2 separate regions of the Mus musculus genome follow, and region 1 is linked to region 2. A link is a loop called in an ENCODE intact Hi-C map of the cell type or tissue named here. Cell type or tissue: heart. All regions are shown on one strand. Each heading gives the region's core, and the rest is flanking DNA. Links, peaks and the distances in the headings are about the cores only.

Evidence for each region. Peaks named below come from ENCODE experiments on the same cell type or tissue, not always from the same donor. Only the 100,000 strongest peaks of a DNase experiment are listed, where the experiment ranks them.
Region 1: a loop joins it to region 2, with 2.4 times the contacts of the local background. A loop is called at or near these places in 5 of 42 quality-filtered maps.

The regions. Positions count from the first base shown.
Region 1 is chr2:156,840,133-156,843,967 of GRCm38, forward strand. Tgif2 (TGFB-induced factor homeobox 2) reads left to right here. Exons shown (of 3, transcript NM_173396.3): 1 at 1-106. It overlaps LOC115486128, which reads right to left and starts at 1,116. Exons shown (of 5, transcript XM_030252280.1): 1 at 1,050-1,116; 2 at 1-867. The coding sequence starts at 1,116. In heart, for the core only: CTCF peaks have their summits at 1,035 and 1,870; DNase peaks (open chromatin) are centred at 519, 1,359, 1,829 and 2,019; H3K4me3 peaks cover 2,500 bases; H3K27ac peaks cover 2,464 bases.
Region 2 is chr2:156,545,549-156,549,383 of GRCm38, forward strand. It overlaps Aar2 (AAR2 splicing factor homolog), which reads left to right and starts at 2,028. Exons shown (of 4, transcript NM_026661.4): 1 at 2,028-2,335. In heart, for the core only: no CTCF peak of the experiment used is centred there; a DNase peak (open chromatin) is centred at 2,133; H3K4me3 peaks cover 1,682 bases; H3K27ac peaks cover 1,156 bases.

The DNA of each region.
Region 1 (3,835 bases), core at 430-2,929, 290 kb after region 2:
TGTCAGACCCGGCAGGTACGCGGCGCGTTCCCCCGGTGCCCCCCGCCCCGGCCGGGTGGTCCCACACCCCACCGAGGCCGCGTGGGCCGGAAAGCCGCCAGGGAAGGTGAGTGCGGGGCGCCGAGGGGCTGGAGACGCGGGAGGAGGCGCGCGGACAACTTGGAAAGTTTCTTGGGGCGACGGGGCGGGGGAGGGGGCGTCGTCCCGGCGCGTGCGACAGTGGGTGTGTGAGCCCCGGGGGTGTGTGTGAGTCGGGACCGCGGAACGCTGGCGCGGAATGCCGGGGTTGGCGGGGGGGGCGCTGTTCGGGGTCCTTGAGGGAGGGCTCGGCTCCCAAAGCTCCCAAAGCTCCTCTGGGAGAGGGCAGCCGGTGCCCTGCAGCGGGGTGAGCGCGCGGGGAGCGGGTTTGTTTGGTTTCAAAAGTGCACGTTGCTAACCGCCGGCAGCCCCCCCCCCTCCCGCACGGCGACAGAGCGGGACCGGGGGCCGCCGAGTGACAGCTGGAGGTGGGGGCCGCGGGCGGGGCTCCGACGGAGAGGGCTTGGGAGCCCGCGCGAGTTCCCCTTTCCTTTGGAACAAAGGAAAGTCTGTCTCCGAGGCATCTGTCACTCCCAGGCGGGCCAAGGCTGTGGGGCGCGTGGGGCTGGCGACGCGGAGAAAGTTTGTGCGCGCCGGGACCCCGGGACCAGGCGAAGGGCAGCCGAGCGTCTTGCGGGGGCTGTGCGCGTCCCCGATGTAGGGGGGGCGGCCAACATGGAGTCCAGGCGCAGAGTTGGGGGGGGGGGGCGGCGCGGAGGTTGGAGCCCAGCCCCCTCTTTTCCCCTCCCCCTCCGGGCCGAGTTCGGAGCACAAAGCCGAGCGCGCACGCTCCGGCGGCCCCGCGCCCCAAGAGTCACCCTGCGCGGAGTACCAGGGAACGGGCTGGGAACTAAACTTTTTCCTGTCCCAAAATGGACACGTGAGTTTTTTTTTTTTCCTTGCAAAGTCGTCCCCCCCCCCCAACCCCCAAGCGCCGGGTGGCGGACCGACAGGGGAGCTGTTGCTCGCACCGTGACTCTGGTGGGGGACAGTTGAGTGAGGGTGCCTTGAGCGCCGGCGGATTCGTCGGCGCCCCATGAGCCATGTGCTCCGTTGCGTCTGGGCCGCGGGGGAGGCTGCGCGCTTTGTGTGAACTGCTGGGAACTCCAGCCTCAGTGTGCGGCCCGGGGGATTGTATCTGGAGCTGGGCGAGTTGTCAGAAAGTTCCTGTGGGAGTGGCTGCAGATGGTGTTGTGGGAGTGTGTAGGAGATTGATGGGGTGCAGTGTCCAAGGGGTGCCTCCAATAACCCAGTTGTATAAAAAACTGATGGATGGCCGGTGTGGTGACGTGCGTGCTCCTGGGTCGGAGAGATCGTGGGTGGGCAGGTCACTTGGAGTTCGTGGGTGGGCGGGTGCAGGAGTTGGGCTAGTTTCGATAGTCTAGTCGTTGGTCCTAGGTATAGTGTGTAAATTTAGCTATGTGTGTTTGTAAAACTCTGGGAACTTGCGGGATGTGAGCAGTGGGTCGGGTCGGTTATTTAAACAGCGCTCAACTTGCAGGAGGGAAATTGAGGTATCGCTGGTGTGCGTGTGTGTCTAACCTGCAGACAACCCTAGGGTGCAGGACCCAGAGGTGGGGAAAGTTCATGCGGAGGGGTGCTCTTCTGGAAGGGAAACTATGAAGACTGGGTTCTGGCAGGCAGCCAGAGTGGAATAAGTGAAGATAACCTTGAGTAAACTTGTCACCCGCCGCCAGCGCTGCCTCCCTGAGCTGGTCTCGCAGCTGTCCTGGTGGCCGACTACATGTCTGCCCTCAGAATGCATCCTCCTTGAGCTCCTCTGAGTAAACACTGCCTCCGAGCAGTGCCCGGTTCACCTCCAGGTGGCCTGGCTGAAGGTAGACCCTTCCCTCGAAAGTCTGGCTTAGCCAGCCCAGAGATCTGGGCTCAGGCCCAAGTCGAGGAAACAAAACCTGGGAGATGGCAGAGTTTTTTGGCTGGGCCTGCTGAGGAGCTGTTAAAAGGCAGAGAAGGGAGGAGCATGCAGATCCTGGACCAGCCTTGGCCTAGAACTTGTGCTATTAAAATGTAAATTTCTTTTGCTTTTGTGAACGGGAACTTTGTCTGCTGGAGGGGCAGCTGATAGGAGTTATCTAGGCAGAAACCTTCCTTCACGGAGCAGGGGAGGAGGAGGGCTTCAGACTCTGAAAGGACACTTTACTGGGATCACACAGCCCAGTGGAAGTTAAAGCAGGGACCAGAGCCACACTTCATTGGTCAGGATTCTGAGATTAAGTCTGGACCAGGTCAGAGGCCGGACCAAGGAAGAAGGTCTAAAAACCAACGGAGGAATGACTCACTACGCACACGGCCTGCGGCAGGGGCGGCAAGACTTGGTGAACAGTTACCAGACCCGCCTCCGGGCCTTGGAGGGAAAATTACCCGATTTCAAATCCTTCTTTATAATCAGTCTTAAAAGATGGGACATTTTTTATTTTATTTTTTATGTGTGTGGATTTTCATCTGCACCTGGGATGTTGAGAGAGAGCATCTACTCCCCTGGAACTGGATTTTGGGTGGTTGTGTTCCTCCATGTGGGTGTGGGGAGTGGAACCCACCGCTTCTGTGAGAGCGCGTTACAGCAAATGCTCGTAATTGCTGGGCTATCTCTTCCAGCCCCAGAAATTCACTTTTAAAATAAGCAGGCCCGGGGACCTGGGGGAGGGGGAGGCTGGAGAAATGGCTCAGTGGGTTAAGAGCACTTGCTGCTCTTCCCGAGAGCCTGGGTTCAGATGCCAGCACAGACAGGCTCACAACAATCCAGCTCCGGTTACGGAGGACCCGCCTCCTTCTGTCCTCCCAGGACTCCGCATATGTGGTGCAGAATGTTTATATATATAAAATAAGTAAAATCCTGGGAGGGACGGGGAGAGAAGGGATTTGGTGGGAGGAGGAAAATAAGAGAAAAGAGCACTTTGGTCAAAGGATATTTTATATATGTATATATAATAAAATTTTAACTAAAACATTCTAAAATCCTTCTCCCCTCCCCCTCCCTAACTAACTGCTGAACAGCTAGCTCTGTAGAGTGAGCAGCCTGTTGAGCGCATCCCTTCGTACATGGGACCGTGTAACAGTGGGCTTTCATGGCCGGCCTCTTCTCCCGGAGCATGTGCTCAAGGTCCATCCATGTCATAGCACACATCAGAAGTGTGCTCTCTCTTTTATAATTTGTTTGGTTTTATGTGTATGAATGTTTTGCCTACGTGCGAGTGTGTCTACACCACGTAGATGTCCATGGAGGTGACAAGAAGGCACTGGATTCCCTGGAACTGGGAGTTATGGTGGCTGTGAGCTACCATGTGAGTGCTGGGAGCCGAGCCAGGTCCCCTGGAAGTGCAGCAGCCAGTGCTCTTAACCACCTAGCCATCTCTCCAGGCCCACGGTATTTCTTTTTATGACCAAATAGCTCGTTTGTTCGGCCATCTGTTGAAGATCTCTCTGGATCGTTTCCACCCTTTGAACGTTGGGCTTCTGCGAGGGGCCAGGTGTGCATTTCTCTTGAGTAGCTAGGTAGTAGTGAGAGTGCAAGTTTCCCCTTTTAGCAGATTGCAAAAGAGTTAAGTGAGGTAATAGATGCTAAGTTTCCAGGACAGCCTGGCAAACAGAATCCAAGCTGAGAATTGGCACTGAGGAGGCAGAAGCAGGAAGATTGCCTGGGCTATGGAGTGAGTGAGATGCTGTCTCAGAACCACAGGATGAAGCCGTAGTTCTTTCTAGTCCTCTTCTGTTTTTAAAAGGCGCCACCTACGTCCCA
Region 2 (3,835 bases), core at 639-3,138:
TGGCAGCCCACTGTGATTAACTATGATTGCCCTGTCTAGCCTAGTCTGCAGCCCCCTAAAACATGAATTGTGAAGTTGTGAGTGGGGCAGATTGATGTGGTCAGCTGTCGCTGGGGAACAATGACACACAAGAAGCAGCAGCACAGGGGCTAGAACTCCAGCTGCTTTTAGATCACATGGTTTGTTTGTTTGTTTGTTTGTTTGTTTGTTTGTTTGTTTGTACTCTTGGGGTTTGTGGTGCCTCTGTGAAGCTCAGTTTCCTCTTTTGTAAATTGAGAATCCTAATTGCCAAGTCTTTATCCCTATACTTGGTCATTCTTCTCCCAGAATTGTAGCACCAGTAAAAAGATGGAGGACATATCTATCAGCAAGGGATAGGAACAGAGATGGGAGATTAAACTCAGATCAAGCCCTTTACCAACCCGGGCTTATAGATATGCAGGTATGATGCAATCAATCAATAGCCAGTAAAGGGGGCAGAGGGACTCCCGTCCTTTCTGGGAATAGCAAGGCTTTTCCAGGAATTTGGGCATGCTTTTATGGTTTCTCTCCATTGACAACCATCAGTGCTGTAGGAAGGCCACTTAAGAGGCAGGTGGGCAATAGTGAAGTTGGAGGTTATTTGTCTTCTGCTCTGTCAGCCATTGTAGCTACAGCCAGTCTTGGTAAAGTCACCCGAAGAAGAGACTGAAGGCCTTTGAGAATCCTGCCTTTATAGATAAACAAGCTTACAATCAGGTCGGGAAAGTTGGCAGTACAAGATTAGAGGAGGGTCACATCTTGGCTATGGTTAGTGAGGAGATTAGAAGTAGTATCTATGTATCTCCCAGTAGCTCTGGCTCATGGTGGAGTTCTGATGTACAGAACCACTGAGCACAAGGTTAGTGTACTGGCTCTTCCTGGTTGTCAACTTGACTATATCCGGAATGAACTACAATCCAGAATTGGTAGGCTCACAGTGACCCTAATCTGGAGGCTGGGAGATGCAAGTGTCTGACCTGGATAATGGCATGGAAATCTTGAGGCATAGTGGTTATGAATCCGAGAAGATTAAGACAGGGGAGATCTCTGAGTTTAAAGTCATGTGGGACAAAGCAAGTTCCAGATCCAGGTGTGATGGCACACACCTTTAATCTGGGCACACACTTTCTGCTGGAGACCTACATAAGGACATTGGAAGAAGGAAGATTCTCTCTCTCTCTTGTTCACCTGCTTGCCTTGTGGGACTGAGCAACTGCTAGATCCTTGGATTTCCATTCACAGCTGCTGCTCACCATTGTTGGAGAGCTGGACTACAGACTGTAAGTCATCAACAAATTCCCTTACTATATAGAGACTACCCATAAGTTTTGTGACTCTAGAGAACCCTGACTAATACAGCAAGGCCTATGGATAGTCATTTACTATACACATCATTTGATTTGTTATTAAATACACAGTACATTTATGAGGGCTATGTGCTAGGTTCTAAGGAAATAGAGAAGAAAAAGACAGTCAGGTTTCCTCACTCAGTGCACATTTATAGCTTGACTGCTGTATTCTGTAAGGCCTGGAAAACACTGGGTGGTCATTTCCAGAGGAACTGCTGTGTTTGCGTTTGAAGGGACTGGTTCTCCCTTCAGGCAACAGCCTTGGTTCTGAAACTAGGGATGAATGTGTCTGGAAGCCGGGACTTGGAGATAATAGGGAACTTTTGACATGGTGACCGGCATAGGAAATGTGGCTAAAGAGGACCAACCATGACTGAGCCAGTCTGTGGCTACTGTGTGCCAACACCTGAACCATGCTTTGGCCAGCCCGTGTCTGCTTGAGACCAAAAGGACTGTGGATGGTGAGTATGTTTCTGGACGGGGATATAAAGTGGATAGTTTAATTAAAGTCGTTATTTATAATTCGGGAAGTAAAACGAAACAGTAAGAAGAAAATGAAGTGCTTATCGTGAGGAACCTGGAAGCACGGGCCATTTCTTCTGAGACTCGGGGCTCCGCCGGACTACTTTTTCCGTAGCACCTATCCGGCACCAAAGCAGCCGAACTTCCGTCCCGTTTCCGCGGAACCGGAGCTTGAGGTGCTACGGTGAGTGTCGGCCCTCGGTGCGCCTTTCGGCCTCCGGTTTCCTTGTGTGTGGTCGGGCCACCTCGCTTCTTGTCTCAGAATCGCGCTGGCGGAGTCTGGCTTTGTGAGCTGGTGTCTGAGGAGGCCTTTCTTCCTGAGAACCCGTCCCTGAGGACACCGTGGTCAGGGTCTCTGGGGCTCCCGAAGGAACTTCCCCCCACACCCCTTTAACTGTAACCAGAGAACGAGACTCACTCGAGCTGGATCTGCGTGGCTTCCGGTAAGTCACCTACCCGGCTTCCTGGCTTTATTTAAAGTGCATATTATCGTAAGTTAAAAAAAAAAAATTAAGCTTCGTGTGTATGCTAGGCATCAGGGACTCGAGTCTTGTGGGCATGACAGTCTTCAACCAAGTACACAAAGTTACACACCTGTCCCTGGAACTGAACGGCAACAGGGTAGCCAGAGTGTCATCACCAACATTTGACTTAGTCCCGGGTCGAGGAGGCTTTACTAAGATTAAAAAAAGAAAAATAATTGTGTGACCAAGTGCTATGGGTAGAGTTTTCTCTGGTGTGAGGGTAAGAAAGAAGCCAGTGTGGTTAGAACAATCCTTCGGATTGGGGTGGTATTAAATTAGCTGAAGAGTTGCCCAGGGAAATTCATGCAGCGTTTTCGGGCCATTCCCTAAAGCCAGATAGAGAACGCATTGAGGACCAAGTACTCTCCACTCTTGGAAGGCGGTGAATACGCTGAGGAGTTGTCTCTGTATTGCAGGCTTGTGAAGAGTATTCGTTTGTGTTTCAGACTTTTTTTTTTTTTTACTGTGAACTACAGTCACAAGACTTTTATGCTGTGATCACATGTATATACAAGCACATGTCTTCTTGGAACCATTCCTATCCTTGTTACTTGTGGCATTCCAATAGCTTAAAAGTTCTCTTCTTGGTGCTGGAGAGATGACTTGGTGGTTAAGAGACTTGTCTGCTCTTCCAGGGGACCTGGACTCAGTTCCTAAGGGCGCCATGGTGCTAAACCCACCTCTAACTCCAGTGTCAGGGAATTCAGCATCCTCTTCTGGCTTCTGTGTAACTTTTCTCATTATTTCAGATAGCTTTCTGTCTAAAAATGATTTCCTTCCTTCTTTCTTTCTTTCTTTCTTTCGTTTTGTTTTGTTTTGTTTTTTCGAGACAGGGTTTCCCTGTGTAGCCCTGACTGTCCTGGAACTCACTTTGTAGACCAGGCTGGGCCTCGAACTCAGAAATCCTCCTGCCTCTGCCTCCCAAGTGCTGGGATTAAAGGCGTGCGCCACCACCGCCCGGCTAAAAATGATTTCTTAACTCAAGATACATCTTGCAGTTTGAAAAAGAGTGCTAATTTAGAGTCTTTTCTCCTGTTTTTTTAGGTAAAGACAATGAAGTGTGCTCCTAATATTTTTTTGTAAAAGGATTTTTTGTTTGTTTTAAATAAAAGAGTAAACATCAAGCAGCACTCGATTTTTCTGCTTGTGTATTTTGAGGCCACTTCTGTGTAAAATACAAATATCTGGTTTTCAGTAGTCTTATTCTGTGGATATTTCTTTTGGGGCCCAGTAAAGATCCTGGGTAGTGCCTGTAATCTGAGTGTTTTGTCAGTAGGATGAGTAAGTGACTTAGTACTCAGTTCAGTAAAAGTTGAAGTACTTGATTGGCTTGCATTGATTGGTTCTTGCTGAAAACATTCTTACAGATACTGCAGAGACGACAGTGTCTGCTACACAGTTGTTTTTAGCATCGAGTGC